3 separate regions of the Mus musculus genome follow, and all the other regions are linked to region 2. Evidence: chromatin loops called from intact Hi-C (ENCODE). Cell type or tissue: heart. All regions are shown on one strand. Links, peaks and the distances in the headings refer to the core of each region. The heading gives the core; the rest is flanking DNA.

Evidence for each region. A loop is a pair of places that touch in the nucleus more often than their neighbours do. Peaks named below come from ENCODE experiments on the same cell type or tissue, not always from the same donor. Only the 100,000 strongest peaks of a DNase experiment are listed, where the experiment ranks them.
Region 1: it touches region 2 in a loop (4-fold over the local background); 21 of 42 quality-filtered maps call a loop at or near these places.
Region 3: a loop joins it to region 2, with 2.0 times the contacts of the local background. A loop is called at or near these places in 11 of 42 quality-filtered maps.

The regions. Positions count from the first base shown.
Region 1 is chr9:57,993,753-58,001,528 of GRCm38, forward strand. It overlaps a transcript of Cyp11a1 not described here. Among named protein-coding and RNA genes, the nearest start is that of Cyp11a1, 17 kb to the right of the region's middle. In heart, for the core only: a CTCF peak has its summit at 4,810 (motif pointing left); no DNase peak of the experiment used is centred there; H3K4me3 peaks cover 971 bases; H3K27ac peaks cover 419 bases; H3K27me3 peaks cover 3,904 bases.
Region 2 is chr9:57,755,287-57,763,062 of GRCm38, forward strand. It overlaps Clk3 (CDC-like kinase 3), which reads right to left. Exons shown (of 13, transcript NM_007713.5): 2 at 6,430-6,581; 3 at 5,538-5,754; 4 at 3,341-3,437; 5 at 2,998-3,064; 6 at 1-82. The coding sequence starts at 6,581. Among named protein-coding and RNA genes, the nearest start is that of Clk3, 5.9 kb to the right of the region's middle. In heart, for the core only: a CTCF peak has its summit at 4,274 (motif pointing left); DNase peaks (open chromatin) are centred at 2,489, 3,465, 4,185 and 5,497; H3K4me3 peaks cover 259 bases; H3K27ac peaks cover 1,951 bases.
Region 3 is chr9:57,537,320-57,545,095 of GRCm38, forward strand. It overlaps Fam219b (family with sequence similarity 219, member B), which reads left to right and starts at 209. Exons shown (of 5, transcript NM_001166364.1): 1 at 209-515; 2 at 705-792; 3 at 1,492-1,569; 4 at 1,927-1,975; 5 at 3,336-5,868. The coding sequence starts at 302. The coding sequence ends at 3,500. It overlaps Mpi (mannose phosphate isomerase), which reads right to left. Exons shown (of 8, transcript NM_025837.2): 8 at 6,949-7,619. The coding sequence ends at 7,401. In heart, for the core only: a CTCF peak has its summit at 4,204 (motif pointing right); no DNase peak of the experiment used is centred there; H3K4me3 peaks cover 155 bases.

The DNA.
Region 1 (7,776 bases), core at 1,762-6,761, 240 kb after region 2:
TGATCCCTCTTCTCTTGCCAACACCCCCCCACACACACACACACACACAAGTTTGGCATATTCCTTGTCCCCTCTCTGGAGGACTTCGAGTCTTGCTTCAGCTCCGTAGCATGACTTCCTCCGGAAGCCTTCTCTGTCTCCTGACTGACCACCCTAGCTTGAGTGGGCTGTCTTTCTCAGTTTCCTGCAGGGGGCTGTGCCAACTTGTGTGAACCTGAGAGCTGAGAATTGTTTTCAGGAATTTTGTGAGGGTTGTTAAACACAGCTACTGTTAATAATTAAGTTACATAAACTTATAATTAGGTATATTTATACACACTGGAAACATCGTCTTCTAACTTGCTACACTTTTCAATTATCTGAACTCATAGGTTATTTGTGCCTATTGTAGCTGGTGGTGGAGACTCACTGATAGTGGTGTGAACCTGCTTAGTGTTTAGTGGTGTTACACGGGGGTGGGGTGGGGGGCAGTGCTTCTTGAATGGGGAGAGAGGAATATTTAAAACAGTGCAGTCCTGTTCTCCTCCCCCAACCTCACCCCAGCCCCCAGCCCAGAGAGAAGGTTGTTGAAGTCTCCAGCTTCCACAGGCTCACCTTTGACCTTTGGTCTCCGAGTAGGCCTGGCATCTAGCAGGGGCTTAAAAAATTGGAATAGAGAAGGGAGAAAGTGGGTATTGTCTCTGGAGACCGTTACCTATTTTCAACAGTGGCCCTCAGGGTTGGCTCTGGGTCCTGCTTTACCCTGGGGTGCTCAAGGGAACAGAGGCAAGTACCATGGAAAGTCTATGGATTAGTAGGTCCTGGGATGGTGGGAAAGCTGCTTAGCAAGGCAAGGGCAGCCGGGCACCAGATAGCCAGGCAGGTGTGGGTGGTTTTGGCAGGACTCACAGGCAGCTGGGTCCTGCCTCTTCCTGCCCCAAACTGTCTTGGCACCTCCTTGTTACCAGGCCACAGCAGGAAAATGGGTGGAAAGGCTTTGAAGCTGGGCTAGTTTTTAACTGGCATCTAGCAGGGGAAAAGCCGGCTGACCATGCACAGGACTGGCTAAGGCTGAGCAGCTCCACAGTGGGAAGGTATACCTGGGTACCCAGGCACAAAACTCCCAGGGGCCCTTCAACCCAGGGTGAGTTCAGGACTCCCTGGAGGCAAGAGGGGCAGCTTGTTCTCCAGGCAGGTTCCTTTTGTAAACTTTGAGACTAGCACACAACATGGGCACAGTAGTGGTTCAGTAAACGTCAGTCCAACCAGGAAAATAAGGAGCTAAACTCAGATTGGGACTCAGGCTTGAGACCATTGCCACATTTGCCCTGACTTCACTTGGGGCCTTAAGATTTTTAGGGGGTTTTGAGACAGGTTCTTCACTGTGTAGACCAGGCTGGCCTTGAAATCACAGAGCTCTGGATGCCTCTGCTTCCTGAATTAAAGGCCTGTGTCCCCATACTTAGCTGTCACTTAGAGTTTTTGAGGGAACACAGGTAGGATCTATGGAGGCACTGTGTGTTCCTCCTCAGACCCAGCAACGCTGTATCTCCCCGTCCTTCTCTCCCTGTCCCAGTCTGCAATTGCATCTTCCTCGTGGGAACCTGGGAGAAGAGAGTGACTTCATGTCATATAGATGACCTAGATTTGGTTGACCTAAAGTAACCTCCTGAAACAATTGAACTGCCACTGCCACTACCACTGTTTTTTATGAAGCCCCTCAGGTGGTAGGAACTCACTCAGGGCCTTCTCTCTCCCATTTTCTGCTGCCCTCTAGTGAGACTCAGCAGTATCACCTCGAGAGAACACTGAACTTGTCTGCAGAGGCAGGTCTTCAGATTTCAGTGGAAACCCGCCATTTAAAATAGGTTGATTTTTGCATAGACTAAGAATCCTGTTCTCTTCCACCCAAATAGAATTCCTCTATGGGTAGCCATTTGTTTGTGTGGTGGTTTTTGTTTATTGTTTTTGTATTTTTGTTTTTGTAGCTGTAGTTAAAATGTAGCAAAACTGCAACAAAGAGAGATCTTTTTCTTCTTGACATTGACAATTGACTATTGATAAGTTAGACACTAACCTAACCTAACCTAAGACACTCCTGCTGGCATCCTTACCCATCACTTAAGATCCTCCAACTTGGGGACAACCTGTCAGTTTTCGCAAATTCTTATTCTTTGCCCTACAATAATAAGACTGTGACCTTGTGTTTTGGCTCCTGCCCTGGCATTTTGCTAAGTGCCGTAGTAGCATCTTTGACACAGGGCACAGAACAGAATTCCTTCTTCCAGTTCTGGAAAGCTGGGAAGTGACAGGGGAGCGTGGACACGGAGGAGCACAAGGAGCTGAGTGCCCTGACACCGAAAGCGGTCCTCTCCGGCCAGCCCTCGGGTCCTAAGCACTGTTATTATTGTCATTATTTTGAGACTGGGTCTCAGCTCCCTAATTACCTCTTACAGGCTTCATCTTCCATTACGGTTGCATTAGGGATTAAGTTTCCAACACAGGATTTTTTTTTTTTTTTGGTGATGGTTAATCTTTTTAAAAAATGTTATTAGCACATGTTAATTATACATAATGATGGGTTCTTTGTGACACTTCACATATGTACATATTGCCATCAGAGTCATTCCCATCGTACTCTCTTCTTCCCTTCCCTCTCCCTCTAATCCTCGTTCTCTTCCTAGTGTGTGTGTTCCTTCCAATGAGTTTCATTAGGGTTGCTTACAGGAACGTCGATACCTTACCAGAGACTATAGCATTGAAGAAAATGCCTCTCCCCTTCCCATCAATTCTTAACCTTGAATAAATCTTTAGGAGGGATGGTATCCCATAAGCACCTGCCCCATGATGGGGTGTCATGGGCCAGAGCTTGTTCAGTTGATGACATGCAATGTTGGATGCCTGGAAGTCATCACTTCACTCTTCCTCCCGCTCCGAACCCTTCTTCCAGATCTTGTTTTCTGTCTCTCCTTCAGCAATGTTCCTGGTTGATGTAGATGTTCCATGTACTACTGAACATTCAGGTACCCTGGCCAGTTATGCATATTTCTCTGAGCAAAGCTGATAGCAGCGTTATTCTGTAGGCACAAACGCAGTGTTTAGAAGGCAAATTTGACAGACACATCATGTCCACTTAGCCAAACAACAACTATGACATCTCCACATCTCCACTAGGACCTTCTCAGCCACAGGCTTCTGATTTGGTTTACAGTACCAGTTGTGGATGCACAGGGCAGCAAACATGCTATTATTATTGCACAGTGGACTCATCTTGCCTGGCTGGTCAGGACTGTCCCACTTAGGGGCCATAGCTAAGTAACATTAGTGATGACAATTCTCCCTCAGCAGCCTGGGTAACTCCTTCTGGCACAGGGAAGGCTAGTCAGCAGGAAGGAAGCTTCCAGTCCAGTTCTGGCTTAATTTCTATATCCCCTCAGGTAAAGGGGCAAGGCCTTCAGGGGTATGATCATCCACAGCACAGATTTTCCTCTGGTGCCTGGCTCAGAACCTGTACATGCCAGGCGCTCAGTGAGTAACTATGGATTAGTAATGAACTCACTACAGCCAGATGAGAAAGAAAGGACCATCACAAAAGATGAGGGACCGTCTACTGGCTGCCCGGCCTGCAAAACTGTCCCTGAAGAAAAGCTGCTTTAAGGGAGAGATGAGGGAGCCGGGCGTGGTGGCGCACGCCTTTAATCCCAGCACTAGGGAGGCAGAGGCAGGTGGATTTCTGAGTTCGAGGCCAGCCTGGTCTACAAATGAGTTCCAGGACAGCCAGGGCTATACAGAGAAACCCTGTCTCGAAAAACAACAACAACAACAAAAGGGGGGCGGGGAGATGAGGGTAGAGGAAGGTATGGCTAAATTGGAAGAAGGCTGGACATCTCCTTTGTTCCTCTGGCGGGAAGCCAGCAAGAGCTAGGGGAGGAGCCGCCCAGTACTTGACTTTATCACACCGCCGCCCCCACACTAGGGAACCGGAGTTCTGTTTTGGGAGAGGTAAGGTACAGAAGCATGCACACTTTGCCTGAAGGAGCATGGAGCTTGACTCTTCTAGTACACCCGGGGCCATGTGCTCGTGTGCCTGAGGACAACATGGCTAATGGCCACCCTAGATGCCAGCGAAGGAACCCATCACACCTGCACCAGGTTTCTACAGCTTCCTCACACAGTCCTTTCAAATCCCACACCTCTCAGCCTATTCAGGCCCCAGCCCCTCATCCTCAGCTAACCCTCCCTCGTCAGTACCCCAGCAACCCCTACATCCAATGAGGGAGCAGCTGAGCCCCGAGCTCCGCCCCCTTCCACCTGTCTCTGTGGTCTGTATAGAGCACCGCTCAGCAGCAATTGCTCTGCAAAGCCGAATACTAACCTAGCCCGCCTCGGGCAGTGCTGAAGGCGACAGCCCCCGGAGAGCTTGTGCAAATATATACTTTGAAGTCTGGCGGGTACCCCCCAACTTCCGGTTACAGGATCGCCCTTTCTGGAGGTGACACTTCTTCATGCGTGCTCTCTCTATGCGCAGGAGCTGAGAGCCACTGACCCCAGCACTCCTGAACCCTCTCTCATGGCCTCAGACATCTGGTAAGTGGGGGGTTTGCGACTGCTAGGGTCAGCATTGAGTCCATTTAGCTTTTTAAAAAGTGCGCTCGGGGACAGAGATTTTTGTCCCATGCCCTTTTCTGGTCCTTGAAAAGATCTCGGAAGAAGCCTTAGTCCTTAGTTCCCTTAGTCCTCTGCCTCCCGAACCGACCGACCTCTTTTAGACCTCAGCTTCAGAGCTTCGGGGCCCAATGTTATGGTGGACATTGGCTCCACCTAGTGGTAAGAAATTAAATTTCAGCAGATCGTGGTAAGGTGAATGAGGCAGGTAATGGCTACCTGGATACTTAGAAGACAGGAGTCTTTTTTTTTTTTTTTTTTTTTCCTGACTCAGTCCTTGCTACAGGCATGGCTGAAGGTTGACTCAGCTCCATTCTTCCATCTGTATCTTAAGAGTAGCTGGCTGCTTGCCTCTGTGTCCAGTATCTGCCTTTCAAAGCCCCCTTCAGAGCGCTGTCCTTAAACCACTCAGAAGCCTCTCCCGTCAGCTCACACCAATGCCACCCACTTGGAAAGTAGAACCTGAAGTCCCAGAAAAGGTGCCAGCAACTTCCCCCTGTTCACCATGGAAACCAGGACATGTGGCTCTCTCCTATCCACTCTTCTCAGGAGGATAGAAATGGCCTTGCCAGTCCTGAGAGTCACTTCTTTTTGGTTCTGTGCCCTTGGTAGATTAAGTCACTGGTTGCAGTAAAGAGGGACCCTGTCAGGGGAGGGAGAGATGGCCTATTAGTGAAGAGTGCTTGTTGGTCTTCCAGGGGACGAGTGTTGACTCCAGCACCCACATGGGTGACTCACAGTTGTTTGTAATTAAGTTTAAGGGGATCCAATGGCCTCTTCTGGTGTCCTTGGCCACCCCTTCATTTATGGCAAGCACACACACAACACATTTTTTAAAAAGTATTACTCTGTCATAGGAAGTGACATGATATTGCTTCTGGGTCTCTGTTTTGACTTGCCAAATCCTCTGCCACCACAGTTCTAGGTGTGTGTGTGTGTGTGTGTGTGTGTGTGTAGGGGTGTGGTGTGTGTGGGGGGCACTCACAGGGCTCTGAGTCTGCTCACTGTGGAGCTCACTACTGGGCATTCTCAGTGAGCATGATAGTTGGGGGAAAATGTTTGGACCTAAAATGAGAACCCTGCCCTGTGAAAAGCAATAAATTCTTCATAAAACATCAAATGGTAACATTTTATTAACCTCGTTACTTTCTAAGTTTAGTATCCATAAAAGCTTCATTGCATTTGGAAGAATGTGTGGGCTGGGTTTCTCTCTCTTTGAGAAGTCTCAATTACAAAACTGCTCCTTCTAGCTGTGTGGTTTCAAAAGAAAAAATATAGCTATTCTTTAAAAAACAACAACAACCAACTGTGGAGCAAATTTTCGTCTTTTATCTCACACCTTGATGGGGAGGGAAGTGGTCTAGAGCCCCAGTGCCCAGGCTTACAGGGGTGCTGGGCACCAGTGTCTGGGGTGGAAAGGGGAGGGAGAGCTGTTGTGAGGGACACAGGGTGGTGCTGGCAGGGACCCAGAGGTACAGGCAGAGTGTCCTCTCTGCACCCTGGCGGCAGTGGGCTGTGATGGCTATTCACCTCTTCAGCTGGAGAGCAAAGAGGTGCTGTACAGGGCAGGTGAATGGAGACCAGGGCTTAGGCTGTAGGTCAATCCTTGGAAAATTCAGGTGGGGAAGTTCTCATAGGCTGCAGTGGGTGAGGCCCTACTAGGGTTGGTCTTCAGAAAGGCCGCTTTCAGGGTTCCTAGCTAGGAATGTGCTCCGGTGTGTGCTTTGGGTGAATATCAGGAATAAAGAACTCAGCTGGTGTTGGGCGGCAGTGAGGACCATCCCGCTACTGTCACAGGCAGATTGTGTGTGTGGAGGGGCAGGGAGGGAGGGAGGGAGGGAGGGACAGAGAGAGAGAGAGAGAGAGAGAGAGAGAGAGAGAGAGAGAGAGAGAGAGAGAGAGACTGGTCAACCTTTGCCTGCAGCTGTCTTGGGGACTTGGTACATGTCAAAGGATTGTTACCCCTTACTCTGTGGACTTTTTCACCATGTGCCTTCATCCCATCCTTTAGCTTTAGCTTCCACAGTGCCTCTGTCACACACTTGTTCTCAACTCCAACAGAAGTTGCGTCCCTCAAAGAGTCTCATTGTTACTGTGTAATGAATTGCCATCTCCTGACTTCCTTGGATCAGTGATTCAGAAATTTGAGTCTGTGCTTCCCAAACTGCCATTCCTGAGACCTCAAGTAAACTCCTTTGACTTTCACGGTCTCAGTCATCTCTCCTCCATCAACCCCCAAAGCCTCACCTATCCAAAAGTTTCTGACAACTGTATTCGGTTCCCTTTCATTTCAGTTTTTCTGGACAGAGTAGATCAAAATCCATCAAAAAAAATGTCCAAAGGCTGGAGAAATAGCTCAGTGTAGAGAACTTTCTTAGCATGAGCAGGGTCCCAGGTTTGGTCCCTACCAGAGCAAAAAAAGAGAGGGAAAGGCTTACGGTACTCATGGGAGCCCCAGGTACTTACGGGACTAAGGCAGGATTGCACGAGCTAGGAGTTTGAGCCCATCCTTGGTGATCTGCACCCCATGTCAGAAGACAGAGAAGAAGCAGAAACAAGCAGAAAAAATGGAGAAGCAGAAGAGTGAGGCTCCTGGCTTTTCTTTTAGGACAGGGACCAGTCAGTTGTCACAAGCCCCTGCCTGGGCAGGAAGGCAGTGCTTCATTCCTTTCTCAGGAAATGCTCTCTACCCTCCAGGGGCCACAGGACAGTCTGTCTTAGTTTGCTTCCTACTGACGTGATGAACACCATGACCAAAAGCAACTTGGGGAAGAACGCATTTATTATACTGTTTTAGTTAAGGTTTCTATTCCTGCACCAACATCATGACCAAGAAGCAAGTTGGGGAGGAAAGGGTTTATTCAGCTTACACTTTCCACATTGCTGTTCATCACCAAAGGAAGTCAAGACTGGAACTTAAGAAGGTCAGGAAGCAGGAGCTGATGCAGGGCCATGGAAGGATGTTCCTTACTGGCTTGCTTCCCCTGGCTTGCTTAGCTTGCTTTCTTATGGAACCCAAGACTACCAGCCCGGAGATGGCACCAACCCACAATGGGCCCTCCCCCCTTGATCACTAATTGAGAAAATACCCCACAGCTGGATCTCATGAAGGCATTTCCCAACTGAAGCTCC
Region 2 (7,776 bases), core at 1,191-6,190:
GAGAACATTAATTTCTAGACGAGCAGCTTCCCGATACTTGCCCACATTACGGATGATCTTCAGGGCAACCTGTGACTTCCCTCTATAGAGGAGGAGAGAAACAAAGGTTCCCATAAGCCAAATGTCCAGCTCTCTCCCCTTCCCTGAAACTCAGCAACTCCTAACAAACTCTACTACGTAAACCACAGGTCCTAAGACTGTATTCATACTTGAGATCTAGCCTGTTAAAAGCAACACCAGACCTGCTCACCATTCAAGCTTCCCTGGCATCTATCTGTTAGGGCTGTCTCAGCTTTCAAGTTGTCATGTCCATTCAGGATCTCAGAAACTCCCAGCTCCCCAGGGAGAAGCCAGGCAGAGGAGCTGAGGTAATCCTGACTACCCCAGATCCCTGGAAGCTTACCTGGCAACCTACTCTATAGGCCAAGCTTTCTTGGCTTGGGTAGTAGTGAGACCGAACAAGCAGTTAGGGTACCAGTAGTGGAATTTTAGCTGGAAGCTTGGTCACTCCTTATACTGCACCCTATTCTAGGTCCTTTCCCCCAACTATCTGCCTCTAATTTACCACCAGCTACAGAGGGCCAAGAACCTTCTGTCCGTGTCCCCCAAGATCTCGCTCCTGCAGTTGTTGCTCTACCCTTCATACTCCACTCCTACTCTAGAAGGCCATTTGCAGGATGTGAGCAGACAAGGAAACATGTCAGCCTACGTTGCCAAAGAGAGCTAGTACTAAGATACCAGTGGAGACCTGAAATGAGGTGGTCCTGGCCCACTACGGTGTATCCTGATACCTCAAGGGTTGGCCTGGATGCTAGGAACAAGTTCATCAGCCTTTGGGCAAAGACACCCTCTTCAGAATGCCCTGCTTTGATAACCCTCTTTTTTTTTTTTTTTTTTTTTTTTTAAATTTTCTTTTCTGGTTTCTTGGACAGTGCAGGCCTAAAGGAAAGAGGCCACACTACCAACTTCTCTAACAAGGTCCCTCCCCACAACAGTCTTACCTTTAAAAAAAAAAAAAAAAAAAAAGATTTATTCATTTATTGTATGTACATAAGTACACTGTAGATGTCTTTGGACACACCAGAGAGTGCACCAGATCCACCAGATCCCACTACAGATGGTTGTGAGCCACCATGTGGTTACTGGGATTTGAACTCAGGACCTTCTAGAAGAGCAGTCAGTGCTCATAACCACTGAGTCATCTATCTCTCCAGAGCCCAGTCTTTTTTTTTTTTTTGGTTTTTCGAGACAGGGCTTCTTGGGGGCTGGTGAGATGGCTCAGTGGGTAAGAGCACTCGACTGCTCTTCCGAAGGTCCAGAGTTCAAATCCCAGCAACCACATGGTGGCTCACAACCATCCGTAACGAGATCTGACTCCCTCTTCTGGAGTGTCTGAAGACAGCTACAATGTACTTACATATAATAAATAAATAAATCTTAAAAAAAAAAAAAAAAAAAGACAGGGCTTCTCTGTGTAGCCCTGGCTGTCCTGGAACTCACTCTGTAGACCAGGCTGGCCTCGAACTCAGAAATCCGCCTGCCTCTGTCTCCCAAGTGCTGGGATTAAAGGTGTGCGCCACTACTGCCCGGCTTCCAGGCCCCCGTCTTATCTTTAAACATATGTATAACTTATTTCAAAGGAAGCCCCTGCCAGGCTGCTGGCAGAGCTGAAGTCCACCTCCACTGATCCTGCACTGACTCCCTTTGCATTCATTTACCTTAAAGGACCCAGGACCTTGTCTGTCCTTTAGTGACTTCAGGGACTCATTTCCTACCCCCAACTACTCAAAGAGGGACAGCCCATAGTATAGCTGTCTTCCTAGGTTAGAGTTCCTGGACCTGTCCTGTCTACATCTGGTCACAGGACTGTGTGTATGTGTCCCTTTATACTCATTCTAGGTTCATGATGAAGAACCTAGAAATGGTTGAATAGAAAATGGGTGCAGGAGGAAGTTTCTCATTAGCACTTCATCTCATAGCTGAGGGGATGGCTGATTTTGGGTGCAATGGTCTTTTTTGAGCAGCTCACTTAATGTGGGAGACCAAGAACAGCAAGCCCAGCTCTGTCATCAATGGCTGAGGTGTAACTTGGGCAACTCCCGAGCATCTTCATATTTCATTTCTGAAGCGGTGCCCTGCATAGCTCAAATGAGGATACCAGTTCTCTGTAACTAAAGCAATTAGAGATTATTAAGGCAGGAACTGGCTCTCCAGAGGGTTGCCTCTCTAACATACAGCTACAGGGAAGGAAGCAGACTCTAGGCTGACAGATGATAAGCAGTAAGTGTTATACTGCTAGGATTGGAGAGAATGATCTGGCCCCAGCATTATGGCACATACAGGTACTGCCTTCCCAGCCAGCATGGACTACTCATGACCCTAGCCGCACTGGGGTAGTTGGTAGCTGTTTGGTGAGAAAGGCCAAAGTCTCATTTCCTTCGGCTGGGATCTCTCAGGAAGACATGGGAGGGGCAAAAGTACTATCAGGCCAAGCCAGCAGCATCCTCAACCTTCTGGCCAAGGGGAGAGGCCACTACTTTAGCCTTCTGAAACAAGGTCCCTCCCCACAGCCGTCTTATCTTTAACATAGATGTAACTCATTTCAAAGGAAGCCCCTGGCCCTGCTGGCAGAGATGAAGTCCACCTCCTCTGGCCCTGCACTGACTCCCTTTGTATTCTTTAAAGGTTCCCAGGACCTTATATGTACCTTTTCCTCTGCCCAAGAAACCAGATAGATGAAGCCTGGCCAAAAATATCCAAAAGCTCATGGGATGCAGCACTGGGCCACATATCCAATGCCACAGCTGAGAAGTGGGTAACCAGGGAGGAGGCACACACTAGCTAAAAGTTCTTGTAGTGATGTCACAGGCTTGTCAAACCCCAAGGATGCCTCCCTTATTTCATGAGATCAGCAAACCCAACACATCCAGCAATGGTGCGGCCCTCCAAAAAGAGCTGCACTAGCTCTTTCAAGGATGTTTGTACCAGCACGCTCACCTGGCATGGTCCAAGCACTCCACCACCTTGCCAAAGGTGCCTTCACCCAGGTTCCCCACGATCTCATCTGTGAGAAAGAAGAAGCTGGGCATGAGAGTCTGGAGGGTAGGAGGGTGGCAGCTCCTGCAAGTTCACAGCATTCAAATCCTCAAAAACAACAAAGGTTCTTGCTCACTGCTACACTCTTTAAAACAGAAGTTGCTAGTGTCTGTGTCATTCAGGCAATTACTGGTGGCCCCACTAAGGCGCCACGCGCACTAGAGGCCCCTCCACGCAGGAGAGGTCTCATCTAACAAGGGGGGTAGAAAGTAGAGAGGTAAAGTTTTACGAAAGGTGGCTGTACATCGCTCTTGGAGCCAATCGCCGATCCGGCACACCAGGTGGCCCTCCTTGTCATCTTCCACACTCCGGCTGCTGCGCTTACTGCTCTGTTGGCTTCTCTGCATGCACCGCCCCCCGAAACGCCATCCGACCAATCGCATGGTAGGCGGTTCCGATTGACAGATTGAGGTGTCAGTCAAAGGCAGAGGTGGAGACGGTGAGGAGCCGGTGGGTTGGTTGGTTGGATTTTCCAGATCCCAGCATTTCATAAGGCACACAGCATATATAACGATAGGGATATTGCAAGGGACACGTCAAGACACAAACTGACTTCAAAACAGAAAAGCAAAAACAGCTACAGGTATGTAAGAAAACTCGGACATTATCTCTAAGAAGAGTGCCACAAATGCTCAGAAAGATGTCCAGCCTATGACACAGAGGGGCCAGGCCCCGAGGACAGCCACAGCCCTGACTCCCTCCTCTTCTAGTCTCCCCCTCCCTGACCCTCCCGTGACTCTGGCCAGAGCTGAAGACGACGCAAAAAAGGCGGCTGGCCCAACCTGGGTCCAGCCTTCTGGACAGGTTGTAGGGCTATCCTGGCTTCAGCAGCAACAGTATGCTCACCCTTTCTTTGCCTGCCTCTGCTGGTCCACACAGCCTTACAACATATTCAACAGCTGCCACGTAGAACCAAGCTACTACCTGCCCCCACATGACATCCTTGGCCAGACTTAACCAACTACCAGAAACAGACTTCTGCCAGCAGCCCTCCTGCCACCAAACTCCAGCAGGAAATGAGCCTGGCTGAGATCCTTTGGGCTGGCCGACCTTCAGGCCCCAAGCCAGCTCCTGACCTGGCCTTAGGACTTGTGCCACTCCTAAGCCAGACCCAGCCCACGACGACAGAGGGCACCAAAAATAAGCAGAGCACCAGACTTGCACTGCCACCCAGTGGCAGCATACGGCACTGTGTGAGGCCACAAGCCATGATTGATTCACCGGCAAGTCAACCTTCAGCTCACACCACTCAGGTCAAGCGCTGGGTAGAGAAGATACCTTCACCAAACCCACCACTACTAAGAGGCCGCTTGGCCAGCAGGAGGACAACACGGGGAGAACAAACAGGAAGAAGAGAAGACAGCACATAGCCTTGTAAACACGAGTGACCTTCCTTTTCCATGGGATTGAATACAGTGTGGGCTCTTGGTCTGTTCCACACACCACCCTAGAATGCTGGCCAAGCTCTGGTCTTTAAGTGGCCTGCAACAAGGTGAGGCCTGGGATCTCACCACGCAGACAGCTGCCTCTCCTTACCGTAAGTAGCACACCTACAAAGGAACAAGGTAGAAGAGAGCCTGGCTGGAGGTCTGATGAGAAGCTTCCAACCTGAGCTGACTGACAGGGCAAAGTGATGTGCTCTTACAGACCAGCAACTTGGAAAAGTAAACACAGAAATTCAAGACCCATATCAAAAAAAGAAAAGCCTAGGAAGCCAGGCGGTGGTGCCCAGCACTCAGGAAGTAGAGGGAAAAGGATCATGAGTTTTAGGCTAGGTTGGAATACATAAGACTTTCAAAAACAAAGAGGAGGTGTAGGGAATGGGGTGTGATACAGTTCAGTGGTAGAGTATCTGCCTCGTATGTATGGGCCCTGGGTTGGACTCCCAGCATTTAAAAAAGAAAAATAAAATTAACTGGTAAAGTGTCCCCTTTTTATTGGGTAATAACAGACTCTGGTCCTCTGGGAGAGGAGGACTGTGGAGATGAGGCTGCAGAGAAGGTCAAATCCACACTCATCAAAGCACTTAGCTATGGGGTGGGCCCGATGGGGACAGACCTGATGTGAAGAAGACCAGGCCATATAGCCCCAAACCACAAACAACAATCTTAGTACCAGCCCTGAGAAGTGTGTCCCAATCATGTGTACCATGTAGCCTGTGTATGGAACAGTGGAAAGATATAGACAGGCTGGAAATCAGCCAACGCCGGAGCCAGAGCCCTTATAGTTGCCACTGGCAAGGGGCCAGAAAATGGAAGGCATACCATCCTTGCTCAGTCCTATACCAGACAGCACACACGCACACACACACCTCATGTGTGTACCCACAATGGTGTATGTACACAGGGTTGCCAGTACTCACCCAGACCAGCTAGCCTGAGAGAAGCGAGAAAGAGGTGAGGCCTTTAGGCCCCTATTAGCACACTCTGGCCACCACTCACCGAGGAAGCACTGCTACAAGACCTGGTACGGCGTTTGTGACAGTGGTGGGCATGCTTGCGGGTACGGTACGGCGCCCTCTCTCGTGACCGTCTCCGATGTCGAGAACGTGAAGACCCATAGCAGTCCTCTCCAAAAGATGGGCTCCGCTCTTCACACCGATACGTATCACTGTCACGGTGTTCCCGGTACCTCCGCTGGTAGGGTATACGATCATGGCTGCCAAGAGGGGGTAGCAAGATGAGTCAAGAAGGCCTACTAGCCAGGTTCCTGCTGCAGGGTTCCTACTAGCCAGCAGGCAAGAGGCCTTTGGCAGGGCCCCTGCAAAGGCTCTCAAGGAAAGCCTGTTAGAGCTGAAGTATCCAGGCTGAGGGGGAGTGAACAGGGCAAGAGAAGGTACAAAGATACAAAGCTTATTCTCCAGAGCCTTAGGTAATGACAGTGTCCCTCTAGTGCCACAGTGTCCCTCTAATGCCACAGAGGGAGGAAGAAGAAGGGGAGCACAGGAAGGCCTCCAAGAATAGCAGAGTTGACCAGGCTGCTACAACTGTAACTTTGGTCTGGGGACTTAGATAGGACTTGGGACCAGTCTTTCAAGGCTAGGGTGATGTTCCTACTTCTACTGAGGAAGACTCAGGGGTAGGGTACTGGCCTAGAAAATACAGAGGGAGAGAGACCACTCTGACAAAGAAAGAAAGGATGACAAGGAAGGTAACTTCTGTTGAGGCCAGGAAAAGGAAGCAAGCACAGGCAAGGATCCCAGAGAGGTCAGGGCAAGAATCTACGGGCGGCTGGGCAGAAGCAGCCATCTAAAGGAGCCTGAGAGCAGCAGAGCTCTGGGCCATTCTACTCATCTAGCTGAGGAAAGCTTCTTCCCACCCAGATCCCACTCACCTTCTGGACCGTGATCTCCGTGGGGGAGGCTCCCTTCGGGATGGGTATCGTAGTCGACCTTCATGCTCCCGACTGTAAGACCGCCTCCTCTTCCAGCGGTAGCTCAGGTATGGGTCTGGCTCTGGGGAACGGTATCGCTTACAGTGATGCATCTAGGCCACAAGAAAGAGAAAGCCCTGCTCAACACACAGCTCACTGCTTCCAGCCACAGGGCTGCCTGGTGCAGCCAGGTGCTCCTGAAGAAGAGGCCCATTGTTCTGTTTAGGGGTAGCCCCTCCCAGGGGTTTATGAAGTAAAGAAGAACTCTGATGTCACAGTGACAGAACAGCAGACAATGGGTGGATGACTCCCTCCTCTGCCAAGTGAATAAACAAACAGGTGCCTCTCCAGCCTGGCCCAGGGGCCTGAACACTCAAACTATGCAAGCCAGGGCCCAGATACAGAAGTAGATGTAGTGGGATGCTGAGCACTGCCACGGGGATGCCAAGGACAGGAGGAATGGAGAGGTTTTTTGCTCAATTTCTTCATGCCTATGGGATCCTATAACCTAAATGTTCTAGAAGCCTGGAGCTAATGAACTGGTGGCACAGAGCCAAAGTACTAAACTGAAACTTGCCTGGCTAAAGCAATGAACTGGACTCAACTCAAAGAAATTCAAAACTCTTCAGTCAGTGAGGAACCACAGTAGAAATGAGAACTCTGACCCTTGAGCAAAGACACAATGTCTCACCAATAGTCCCTACTCCTATCAGGTTCCAGCCAAGTGGGCCTGGGCCCAGAAGGCCTGCCCAGCTCTTGCTGACCCATCCAGAGTATCAGCCCAGAAAGGAGCCACAATCAGGTATCTAAGCTGCTTGCCTGAGGCAAATTTTAGTGGCCCTCAGACCAACTAGAGTCCCATACCAGGTGCTTCCTCTTTAACAGCATCATAGCCATCCCTTCTAGCTCCTCCTACTCCGGCACTCTTTCTTGTGCCCTATCTCTGAAGGAGCCAAGAAGACGTGGCTGTAGGTCTACACTGGGAAGTAGGACAAGTATTCCTTAACCACGGAGTACTTAGATCCAATACCGGAGACTCCCAAATGGGATCAGCAGCCAGTTCAGAGAGATGGCTACGTGAGTCTGGCACCGTTTTCACCCATATCCAGCCCCTTCACATTTTGTCCACCAGATGGCCAGGCATGAGAGCACAGCTTGTTTGCTTTCCAAGCCTTCAATTGCTCACACCCAACCTCTAGTAGTGCATAGTCCTAGGCTTGCCTGGCCAAGCACCTTTTAAACAAATCCATCAAGGCTGCTCCATCTCACCAGCACAGTCCAAAGATGAAATAGGTACTTGTGTATGAG
Region 3 (7,776 bases), core at 1,762-6,761, 220 kb before region 2:
CGGCACAACCCGCTAGCCTACCATGTGTCATTTTACTTGACTACAGACTGAACTGACTTTCCTGCACATCCACAGGCTCAGACAGACTTCGGGTCTCAGAGTACCTGAAAGGCAAGACCTGGGCTGGCCAGTTCCTGACGGGTAGGGCGGAACCTTGATGCTCTCTCCGCAGCAGGCGGCCGGAAAGCGCCAAGGGAAACCCGCGCCTGCGCGCCGCCATCTTTCTAAAGGCGTGTTACGTCTTGTCATTCGTTCTTCCCCGCGCCGGTCTGGCCACTGGCGGAGCGGGGCGGGACCGGTCATGGCGACCGAGGAGTTCCGCGGGCATGCGGTGCGGATGTCCACCCAGGGGTCTCAGCCTGGCGCGGCTCCCGACAGCGTGGCAGGAACTGCGGGGCTGCCCTCCGGACAGAGCGGCGGCGCGGGCCTCCGGCTCGGGGAACGCCCGCCCCCCGCCATGGAGAAGCGGGGACCCTACTTGGTGACACGCGCACCTTCCATTCAGGCTAAGCTGAGTGAGTGCAGTGGGCTGCATAAGGGTCTCTGCCCGAGCGGGTTGCTGTGGCCTGGGGTTGGTCTCTAGAGCCCCGTGATCTTGTCCCCAGAGTGGAGGGGGTTTAGGTGCAGCCCTCTCCTGTCCCCGACAGTCCGAAAAGCAGCAGAATGGGGAAGACCTGGCTGACATAAGACCCTTTGACTTCCAGAGAAGCACCGGGACCATGCCAAGGCCGTTCTGCGGAGAAAGGGCATGCTGGGTGCCTTGACGAACCGACCCGATTCTTCAGGGAAAAGGTCTCACTGGGCTTTTTACTTCCTCTGTCAGCAGCGTTCAAAGGCCCTATCCCTTCCTGTTTGGGAATCAGGGCACTGTTTAAGGTTGAGCTAGCTAGCTTATTTGCTGGTATCTTAAGAATGGGAACTAGGAGGGATGGGGCTGGGTGGGAGAGTGAGAACTGGAACTACCTCTACTCTTTATTAAAAGACTGTGCAAAATAGAAAAGTCATAAAATAGACTTTGTAAAAGGGGAGTTGCATCAGTGCACAGATAGGATAGCATTAAAGGATGAGATGGTTGCTGGAGTCCCGGGAGTGAAGATGGAGAGCCCGTGCAGTATTTTTGGAGTTTTTTTTGTTTGTTTTTTAAAGGCAGAATGGTACCCTCTTAGAGCTGAATAAGACCTCACACAGCTGTTTATAGCTGAAACTCAAATGTGACTTGCCTGGGATCCCCAGGCTAAGGTGGAAAGATGCAGCTTTTTACCTGGTTCCTGAAATGGGGAGGTGGGCCTTTCCTAGGAGCTTTCAGTGCAGTAGAGTGGGCCAGAAAAGAATCCGAGAAGCCGGAGCCAACTGCATAGAACAGCAGTTCGTGGTGACTGTGACCGGGTAGAAGGAAAGTCTGGAATAGTCCACTCAGTTCTTTCTGCATAGGGATCAGGGCTCTGGCCTTCCCTGTGAAATGCCTCTGCTTTCTTCCCCGCCCCATCTCAGGTCAGTGAAGTTTAACAAGGGCTACACTGCTCTTAGCCAGAGTCCAGATGAAAACCTGGTGTCCCTCGACTCTGACAGGTGAGTGCTTTCCTTGGAAATAGTCAGCAGTGACTTGAATAGATCAGCAGAGTGCTTGATGCCCTTGCCTGCTGCCTTTCTCCCCCGAGGCCCTTCATGTACACTCCAGGGCTGCTCTCTTTTGACTGCTGTCCCTTCCAGGGATAGCATGGCTGGAAGTGTTCCTGTCCTATTGGGCTTGCACTTTTAGCGAGAATCACCTGCGGGAGCCATTGGTGCTCACTGGGACTCTGGGCTTGAGTTCTCTGGTGTGCAGTCTTTGCTTCACAAGTCCTTCAGACCCCCTTGCATGCCCTCGCCATTTGCAGCTGTGCCACAGAGATGTCCCCTGAACTGATTGTCTTCCTCTTCTCCTAGTGATGGGGAGCTGGAATCCAGATATTCCTCCGGGTATTCCTCTGCAGAGGCAAGTCCAGAGCGCCTATCTGTGCAGGGTCAGGCTGCAGGCAGGTCACCACCCACCACTGCCAAAATGTTTGTGCTGCCTGCTGTGTGCACAGCACGGTGCTAGATTCCACTTTGCTCCCTAGTCTTCCACTATTCCCTCTTCCCTAAGCAAAGAGAGACAGGCATCTTAGGATGGCTGTTGAAATTCAGGAGACTATATATCCTCAGAGCTAGAAGTGATGTCAAGTCCATAATCTTGGAATCCTCTTTCTAAGTTCCGGCTAAGTGTCTATAAACTGTGCTGGAATGCTTCTTGTGATTGGTCACTCACTACATCTAAGAAACATTGCTTGCTGCCCTCTTTGGGTAGTTTCCAGGTCTTCTGTTTCTTGCAGCCTGGACCCACTGGTCATAGGTTTGCCTTCCAGTGTTGAAAGGTAATTCAAGGCTTCCCTTTTTTTCTCTGAGTCAGCATTCAACCCTCCCCCACCCATCTTCCACTGAGCTTGCTTTCTTCAGTTCCATCTCTGGCAATAGTATGAGCACACCTCCTAGGCTGGTCTTTAGGACATCTTTCTAGAGTGATTGTCCCAGCGAGAACCAAAGGGACAGAAAATTCTCAGCCAGGCATGGTACCATGTGCCAGTACAAGTACAAATGAGCTGCAGTTAGGGACATGGCCGCACTGGGTAGCTCGTCTTTATTCTCCTAGGAATCATTGGTTAATCTCAGTTTTGCAAAGGAGAAAACAGCTTGCACATTGTACCCTCCTTATATGTCTAAGACATTAAGATTGTCAAAAACTAAGGAAATTCTGTCAAGAATCACAAGTCTAAAAATGTCCTAGCATCATTGATGTCCTGCCTACCAGCACCCTGGTGAAAGCAGGCTGGCTTTGCAGGAACCTAGCCCTGCCAGCACAGAAGGAACTAGCAGCAATGCTGTCCCCCTACCACTTTCTACTGTTCCACATATACCTCTAATACTCAAGCCTAGTTTTCTGTTGCCAACCTTCCTCTCTACATAGCCCTGGCTGTCCTGGAACTCGCTCTGTAGATCAGGCTGGCCTTGAACTCAGAACTGCCTGCCTGTCTCCCAAGTGCTGGGATCAAAGGCATGTACCACCACAGAGGACAGCCCCATATTCTTCAATCTTGATATGGATATCTGGGTGACAGATTTTTAAAGAGAAGCCTGGCTGGTTCTCAGTGAGCCTCTGGGGAGTTCCTCACTGCTGGAAAGACACTGCACAGAAAGGGCCGTCCTTCTGTAATGCAGGATGTGCAGAGGCCTGGGGCTAGGTAGAGCAGGGACCTGCCTTTAGGCAGCAGCTCTGTATGCCTCGCATCCTGTTTTACACTTCTGTCCTCTTCCTTTAGCAGGTGAACCAGGATGTGAGCCGGCAGCTGCTGCAGGATGGATATCACCTGGATGAGATTCCAGATGATGAGGACCTGGACCTCATTCCTCCTAAGCCTATTGCTTCTTCCGCGTGTTCTTGCTGCTGGTGCTGCCTTGGGGATTCTTCCTGTACCCTCCAGTAGCCATAGCCCTCCAGGATGGGCCGATGGCCCCAATGGCCCTTCACAGTGATACTCAGTGCACTGGGTATCACCGCCAGCCTAGAACCACTGGAGGCATTGACCTCTGGGGAGGCCAGTGGCCTACAGGAGCCCTCACCTGGTGCTTCTCATGTCAGAGGCCCCCGTCTGGGTCATAGGTGATAGGTGGAAGTCGGCAGGTTCCCACTGGGGCAGTTTCAGGAAGCCACTTTAATAAGGGAGGAGAAACTTCCTGAGGTTCTTATGCTGATTGCTAAGAAAACCATTTACAGACATTCTGACTCCTCCTGAGGAGGGAGAAGAAAGAACGAACTCCTTCACTCAGGCTGTGCTGGGGGTATGGTGAGAGGCAGAGAGCAGCACTTTATGGCTTGCAGGAGGAATCTCAAAGAATACAGCTGGGAAGCGCCAAGTGGGTTGTTCCTTAGGTTACAGCAAGGAATCTAACTTAATGATGGAGTGGGCCTGTGGCTTTCAGAACCTCTGAACTTGGACCATTCTGCTGGCCCTGCTGTCTGGATGGGCTTAGTAACTCTGTTGGCCCTTCCCCTGTTACAAGAGAACTGCTCTGTTGTATATGTTTATTTATCTGTAGTTCCTTGGCATTGGAGAGTTTCTCCGACTTTTTTTTTTTTTTTTGAGGTAAAAATTGGATTGGCAGGAATCTGCAGTTTTTGTTATTACCAGCAGAGGGAGCTGCTGGGAAGTTAGTGCCTTCCTATGTTTAGCTGTGTAAGCTTTTGAGAAGTATTGATGGATGAGAGGTGTCCTGGTGTAGCTGTGTGACTCTGGCCTACATGGAAATGTTTAGACAGGATGGGAAGGGGAGACTTAAGCCAGCTCCTGGACCCCACTTGAGTTGATGAATCTGCAGTGCAAGGAGGCCTTCCCTCTAACAAGGCACATTTCTCTCCCCAGCACAGGGCTCACAGGCTGGTAGAGCACTTGCCTAGCCTGTGCAAGGCTAGGGCTGATGCACAAAACAAAACAAAAAAAAAAGCCTCTGGGAGAACACAGCTAAGCCCCAAGCCTGAGACTCAGTACTAAGCCTCTTCCTGGAATCTAGTTTTCCCAGTCCCCCTCTGCCCGGGTCCTCCTCTTTGGGGTTTTTTTTTTTTTTTTGGTTTTTCGAGACAGGGTTTCTCTGTGTAGCCCCCTGGCTGTCCTGGAACTTACTCTGTAGACCAGGCTGACCTTGAACTCAGAAATCCACCTGCCCCTGCCTCCCAAGTGCTGGGATTAAAGGCGTGCGCCACCACTGCCTGGCCTCTTTGCTTTATCTTACCCAGGTGTGTGGTGAGGCTTGGGGTAGATACGGTTCCCAGCATAAGGGGCGGCAATAGTCAGAGTTAGGGGTTGGGCACCACATGTGACTGTCCGTCCAGTGATTACTGGAGGCTTAGGAGAAATGATATGCCTGCTATGTCCTTTCATAGGTAGTAGCAAAAAAGGTAAGATCAAAAGATAAGGCTTTCCCTATTACTTGGCCACAAATCTGTTCTCATGATTGTTGCCAGTGCCTAGCAGGGGGTTTTGTTGTTGCTCTCAGGCTGTGGAAGGCTGAAAAGAGTATACTATGTCTAGGGGCTTTTTACTCGACTGCTTGGCAGCATCACAAGAAGGAAGATGGGACAGAAGCCAGAGGCACATCTACTTGGTTCTTGGGTTGGGTCATAGATGCTGCCTGGGCTCTACAGTGGGAGTCTGCAACTCTGTGCAAGGATCTCATTCTGAGCACTTTATGTATGGCCTGCAGGGAAGGAACACAGACCATATCCAGGCTTCTAGGGCTCTGCAGAGGTGGAGTCCTCATGTGCAGAGGGAACAGAGATAGTACAGAGTAGAGAAAGACTTGGTGGTAGGGCTCAGTGAGGCCACAAGGGCTTGTGGAACTTAAGTGTGGAGTTCTATTTCTGTTTGGTTAAAACAGAGTAGCCTGGACATTTGGCAGCTCCTGGGGGTGGGCAGTGCCCAAGAAACCACACTCTCTGGGGTAGTTGTACTTGGCTAGAACTGTCCCTGGAAGGAAAGTTGTCGAGCTAGGTGGCCTCGTGTGGAAAAGCATTACTTGTGGAAAAAGCTCAGTAGTGTCCAGCTAGGAGGGATAGAAATGGGCAGCTGTTAGGGGACAGACAAAAATAACACCAATAAAGGCACAGAGGTGCTCACACCCTAACTGCCTTAATTCCAAGGGCTGGGTGTTCTGCGGGAGGCTGTCCCTGGGAAGGAGGGCGTCTGAGCCTCCTCAGGAGTGCCTGTGCCTCCCCCACGTTTGTTTACACTGCCCCTCAGTCCTCTTTCTTGCCTTGCACTTTCATAGTCTGTTATAATAAATGCAGTCCTGGTAGTGAGCTGTACTGTGCTGCAGTGGGTGGCTTGGTTTGGTTTGGTTGGTTTGATACAGTTTTTCTGTGTAACCTTAGCTATCCTGGAACTCACTCAAACTTAGACCAGGCTGACCTCAAATTTAAGAGATCCACCTACCTCTGCCTCCCAAGTGCTGGGATTAAAAGCCAGCTTTGGTTTTTTAATCTTATGTGGGGGGGGGGGGTACACTTAAGTGTGTGTGTACTACATGTATGCAGGTGCAAGAGTCCATAGAAGTCAGAACAGGCGTCAAATCTCTTAGAACTGGAGTTACAATTGTGAGCCACCACATGGGAACTGGGAATGAAACCTGGGTACTCTGCAAAGACAGCAAGTACTTTTTAACTGCTGAATTGTGTCTCCAGCCCCCAATACATAGCACTAGCCTGAGCTGTCTGATAACCTCAACAATACATAAAGGGGCTACGAAGATGGCTCAGTTGTTAAAGTGCTTACCATGCAAGTATGAGGACCTGAGTTCAAATCCCTGAGCCCTCACCCCAAGCACCCAAATAAGAAGCCAAAAGTAGTGGCACACACCTGTAATCCCAGTTCTGAGGAGGTCAAGATGAAGGACCACTGAGACCTGCTAGTTAGTCAGTCTAGCTGAACTGGTGAGTTCCAGGCACCAGTGAGAGACCCTGTCTCAAAAAAAGGTGATGGTTCTTGAGGAGTAACACGCAGGTGCATGTATGTGCACATACATGCCATGTGCACATACATGCCATGTGCACATACATACCATGTGCACATACATACCATGTGCAAACACCAGGGGCCATTAGGAAGCAGAAGCAGAGCTCCAAAGCCAACCTTTGGAACATGAAGACAGTCTCAGAAAAAGTCAACTACAGGAGCAGAAGGCCTCCCTGCAAGCTGTCCAACTGAGGCTGGAGCTGGCTTCCTCTCCCACCCCTTCCTGTAAAAGCATTCTGGAATCCAGCCTGCCCACCCCCACGAAGCTGTATGAAGAATTCAAACCAAACCTGGACATCATCAGAGAGCTCCTTCCTCCCACATCAGGGACAGGCATACCAAAGGCTGACTGCTCTTCACTCTGTATCCTCAACACAAGTGATCTTTAATTACTTTGACGGAGCTAGAGGGAATACGCTTCATTAGTCCACTGGCCTACCCCTTCCCTTCCTTCCCTTCCCTTCCCTTCCCTTCTCTGCAGCTGAGAGCATGCTGAGCTAATGCTGGGGGATGCATGCTTTGTTAGCCTAACACCTCAGCTAGGGCAGAGTGGTTGCCTCTTTGGTGGACACACTGGCTCAGAGGTAACAGTGTTGAGAGGGTACAGAAGAGTGGCAGGCCTCAGGCTTCATGCATACAGAAACCTTGTCCTGAAGATGGTCCAGCCTGGGCATGCTCCTGGAGTTACTAATGCCAAATTTACTGCTTCTAATCCAGTATACATTCAAAGAGTGCACAACAGGGACAGGGATTGGGCTACACCTGAAATATGGAGCTGGCCAGGATACAGTGGTAGGCAGAGAGACTAAGAACTAGTCTCTACAGCAGACAGCAGGCCCGGAATATCAGCAGATCCTTGGGCACAGTAATCTTCAGTAAGACACTCTCATTGGCTGCAATGAAGAGCACTCCACCACGGTACAGAGGGATTTCTGCATGGGCTGAAGGTATGATAGCTGTCACTGTCCCTTGGACCATCAGAAGGATGCTGGCAGAGTCTAGTGTTGAGACTTTGTATTCAGTGACAGAGCTAGGGACCTGTCAGAAAGAAGTGATAGAATAGTATAATTTGCACTCTACTCCTGGGTTCTAGACCACCTTGGGGGCTTTGCTGCCTCCTTTCCCATTATTCAAGCTCTTGGCACTACGAAGGCCCACATCTGGTCCCTGGCAGAGAGACAGATGGGCTCTGTGG